Linked DNA regions of Homo sapiens: region 1 is linked to region 2. The links are chromatin loops, found by intact Hi-C in ENCODE. Cell type or tissue: endothelial cell of umbilical vein. All regions are shown on one strand.

Region 1 (2,500 bases), 900 kb after region 2:
TTTTCCAACTGGCTTTTCTACCTTACAGTCCTGCTTTCTTCCAACTCATCTTCCTCACAGTCACCTAAGTCACTGAACACAAATGTGATCAGATTATTCTTCTGATTGACATACACATGCAGCTTCCTCAAAATTAGAAAACAAAAGGAAATGCCTCTCATTCCTATATACCCATTATAATTGACTTTGCTTGGCTCGTCACAGTACTTGTCACCCCCAAATACTTCCCTCCTGTCCCTCTCCATGAACAACTGCTACCCTTAACTACATCAATTTTATATCGCTCCCTTCACTTCTAATTTATTTTTTAGGTCTGTTTCTCAAAGAAATTTTTCCCAACCCATCTCTGTAGTTCAAAGCTTATGTAATACTCTCAGCATATTTCCAGCATTACATTTGTCATGTTGTTTTAGGATTATTGTTCATAGAGCCACCCCCTTTTGGTTTTGAACTCGCTGGGTTTAAAGATTGTGTCTTATTCTTTGTATTCCCATTTACTGGAGGAATGTCTGGCACATAACAGACATTATCGAACCTTGTTGAATAAAAAGAGAATGAGTATATTTAGCCTTGATGGGGGAAAACTTCTAAAATATGCACAGAAATCAGGCATTTTCTAACTGTGTTTGTAAAGCTAAACTTGATTATATCACTAGCCATTTATGCTTTGGGGAGAGTAAGCTTCATGCAGTCTAGGGAAACCAAGTAACCTTCGCTTGGTAATTTTCCTTTCAAAAGAAGAAAAGAGGAGAGGAGATGAGGAGAGGACAGAGGAAGGGAAAAGATAGAAAAAAAAAGAGGAGATAAAAGAAGAAGAGTACCAGCTCTCTTTGAGAAGCTGATTCTAGGGCTCATCTTTGACAAGAGAAATGTTAAGATGATTTTTTTGGCTTGCTAAACTTGACTCATCCCTCAGGCATCTGCTTAAATCAGAGAGGATACTTCTGATCTCTCAATGACAATTTTGTCTCCCATTATATTTCCCATAGCACCCTGTATTTTTTTTATAACATTTGCACAATTTGCAATTATATATTTATTTATTATACTATTCATTAAATGCCAGGAGAAGCCACTAAGAACATAAACCATAAGAGGTCGGGGGCCATGTATGCTCTATGGAAGCAGCCACAATGCCAGTTACACTCAACACCTGACACATAGTAGATGTTCAAAAAACGTTTGCTGAATGAATGGGGAGATGATAAGATGCATAGGCGATTGACTGAACTTTAAATAGATGCTTTCTTTATCCCCTAATCTTTAAAGAAGTATGAAGTTTTCTGTATTGGGGAGGAAACAGAAAATAATATTGTAGTCTGGTATATTTGAGGGAGGATGAGCAGGCTTGGTTAAAATAGAAAGCTGAGCTTTCCACAGTGATTGGATCCAATCTGAATACAAATTTAATCACTCTATGAGTGTATCTACTATCATTAGACACTAAAATTGTAAATTCAGCAATGTAATATGGCTGACTCTTTAAAAATAAATTTTTATTATTTATATCTGAGAGTAAATATTCAGTTTTTTCATATTATAGTAGTATGAATAATTTGCTTTCCAAAATTCCTCCAGAACTGCCAAGAATTGGCAAACTCTGCGTGGTAGAGAGATTTGAACAAATAATTGCAACAAAATGAAAATATTTCGGTAAACCCTAAGTAGACATTAAGTTTGAAAATATTGAAAACTTAAACGATTTTAAAGAAGAAATATATTTATAAATTCATATCTCATAGGTGAGGGTACTGATGAGACTAAATTTAGTTGACAGAAATCTGAAGTGAATGTAGAGAAGTGCTTTAAATATATATTGCTAAAATTTTAACCTTGAGTTTTTATCCAATTGTTTTGATAATCTCTTTTCTCTGAATCATGGCATCATAGATTTTTTTTTCTTGTTTGCTTCTTTTCTTTGTAATGGGAACAGTCTGTGATCTTACATCCTCTGGGTGTGAAAACTCATTTTCAGAAACTACCTAAAAAAGTGCAGTGAAAAATAAATCTTCTAGCTAAAGATAAAGTAGAGATTGTTACTGAAATACAAGGTCATATGATTTTTTAAAAAAATATCTTATTACTTGATTACCCAGTTGAGAATAACTATGTCAAAAAATCTCTGAGATTCTATGTGTGTATTTCTGTAATTTCTTCGAACAGTAATACACTAAATTATAATGTTATAACAGTGAACAATTGATGTTTATTGACACAATGCAAAAAATAAGATTGAGTTAAGTCCTCTATGATTGCAGGAACCATTTCTATATTGTTTGCAATTTTTTCCCCAGTACCGACCTAGCAATACATGGCACATACTAAGTAGTACTTAAAAATCTTTGGTGGATATCACTGAAGTATCATCCTTCTTGATTTTTTCATTCGTTTCTCACTCACTTATATATTTCTTTTGAATAAGTGTAATACTTTAATGTGTGGTTTTGGTAATAAGCCTTCATGAACTGATATTAGATGTAGTCAAGTCTTCTCTTCCAAG
Region 2 (2,500 bases):
AGTAACTTATCTTGCTTATGAGACTTTAACCATTAGTCAAGGGCACACTTTCAACATACACCTCTTTATGTGCCCTTTTCTATGCTTCTACTTCTGACCACCCCAAGTGCCTCCCTCTTTCTGACTGATCTCTCAGTCTCATAAGATGTGAAACGAAAAAAAAAAAAGAAAAAAAAAAAAAAGCCTTCTCTTTCTGCTGTGTGGCAGGCTCTAGAACAACGCTCACCCATCAGAGATGTTTTGTGACCCCAGTCACTGCTTACTAATATTGTTACTGAAATGCCAGAGATTTGGTCTAGGTCCTGCTGTGTGCTACACAGAAAGCCACTTACTGAGAGAACGAGTATTGCCAGAGAAAAAGGCTTTAACTGGGTGCTGCAGCTGAGGAGAAGGGATACCAGTCTCAAATCCAACTAAAATTAGGGGTTTATATGGCAAGGAAGAAATGTAACTATGTGTGGGAAAACAGGAATGAGGGAGGGATAAGGAAGAGGAATTGGTCAACAGGAAGCAGGTGGTCAGTTAAGCAATCATGACAGATGAGGGGCTTGGCGTCTTATTGTCCAGATATAATTATCTGATAAGTTTCAGTTCCTTGACACTATTTGGGTTGCCTGATGGTTGGTTTCCCAAGAAAAAAACCCAGATAAGACAACCGTAAGTTTCTCAAGTTTTAAGACTGGAGGGGTCAATTTCTATGTTTATTCAAAAGAAACCATAAACGTCAGTTCTATGGGACAATTGGGCTGGTTTGATTATGATTGTATTGATGATTATATTTTCTTTGCATTAAATGGAGAGCAGCCCAATTATAAGGACTTGATAGACTAGATTTTCTCACAAATCTTCACATACTTTATAGATATTCATCTTTTAAATGTAATAAAAGTTATTTTCCTGAATATATGTATTAAGAAATAATTTAACATATTTTATGATGACTACAATGCTTTTTAAGTATTTAGAAGTATTAAATAATCTGATTTTTCACTGATCTGTGTGGTCTTTGCCTAAGTTGGTTTAAATTTTTAGTTTGACAAAATAACTTTTTCTACCAGTATTCAAGTTCCAATTTTTTTAAGGTGGTTGCATTCAAATGAACTTTTGGAATGAAGCTCTGAATGTATTGAGATGTAATTTTACTCCAAACTAAAAATTGAAAATGGGAAACATCCACAGAACAGCATTGTAGCGTAGTACTTTGAGCTATGTGTAAGTAACAGCATTGTGGAAAATCTAATTTATGGTGATATTGTAAAAGAAATATGAGCCTCATTTCCTGAATTCTCCTTTATCTTGAAGTTTGACATTCCTAAAAGAGCAAGAGACTTTGATGCTGTAATATCTTACACAGGCCTCTCCCTCTTTAGTTACTGTTTTGAGATCCCACAAAAGCAGACCATGCAGGTGGCCTTATTAACTGCCTGTGGAAATTTAAGATAAGACAGAGGTTATAACATATTTTCATACCGTATTTCACTAAAAGGATAAGTTATCACAGTAACCTGTCCCAAATGCAATTCAGATGATATTTCAGCCACCCGGTTACTAAAAAGAAACACATGTGGATAAAAGCTGTTTCTGACTTATTTATGGATTAGGCAATAACTGTTTTCAGTGAACTCTTAGCAAAAGGAGAACGTATTTTATGATATACTCTGCAGTGAGGACACTTTTTGCAAAATGCCTTTAATATTTTTTAAGGACCACATATAGTTTTGAGGTACTAAAGATATATTTGCAGAAGTGGCTAAATATCTCTCTCTTTCTTAGTGCTAATAGCATGTTAGTTATCATTTTATAGCAGTTCACAAGGATCCTGCAGAAGTCTTTATACTAAAGAAAGAATTTGGTTTAAGGAGCTCTTTAAATCTTAATTCTGAATATATGGTTTCATTTCTATCCCAAGCAATCATAGGACACATAAAGAAATTTATTTCCATCTATCTCAGTCTTAAAAACCCTTAGTGAATGTATTTAACTGTCTTTAAAGTTTGTTCTTTTGTCTAAAATTCCTTAGCATTAAACTTTAAAAAATATATTTAATTATAGTATATCTTGGGTACTTTATTCCCGATTTTTTTTCTCAAGCCATTTTCAGTGAATTTGAAAGGAAATAATTTCTGTCTTTTTAACATAATACTGTATTATAGAAGAAAAAATTGGGAGGTAAAAATTGCCTACTAAAACTCAAACCCAAGAAATGCCTTATTTTATACTCTGAGTTTTGTTTCTTTATATTCCTCTTTGTTTCCTTGTGAATGGTGCTTTTAGAAGAAACAAATGTGATATCATAATTAGGCATGCTTTTTTCTTTCTTTGGGAATCAAGAGTACTACATGTCTCACTATATACGGATTCTGAATAGGGATTTCTTCTCTTGTGATATGTTTATGTGACTCCAAGACTGAGGGTAAATAGATAGGGCCAGAAACAAGGATGATTCTAAAATGATTTTCTATAAAATTTCTTAATATAGATGAAGAGTTATAAAAACTGA

What was found. Peaks named below come from ENCODE experiments on the same cell type or tissue, not always from the same donor. Only the 100,000 strongest peaks of a DNase experiment are listed, where the experiment ranks them.
Region 1: it touches region 2 in a loop (8-fold over the local background); 1 of 110 quality-filtered maps calls a loop at or near these places.

Annotation. Positions count from the first base shown.
Region 1 is chr12:78,880,982-78,883,481 of GRCh38, forward strand. The region is part of intron 1 of SYT1 (synaptotagmin 1); the gene reads left to right. Among named protein-coding and RNA genes, the nearest start is that of SYT1, 17 kb to the left of the region's middle. In endothelial cell of umbilical vein, no CTCF peak of the experiment used is centred here; no DNase peak of the experiment used is centred here.
Region 2 is chr12:77,979,545-77,982,044 of GRCh38, forward strand. All of the region lies in intron 5 of NAV3 (neuron navigator 3), which reads left to right. Among named protein-coding and RNA genes, the nearest start is that of NAV3, 150 kb to the left of the region's middle. In endothelial cell of umbilical vein, no CTCF peak of the experiment used is centred here; a DNase peak (open chromatin) is centred at 1,387; H3K27ac peaks cover 1,503 bases.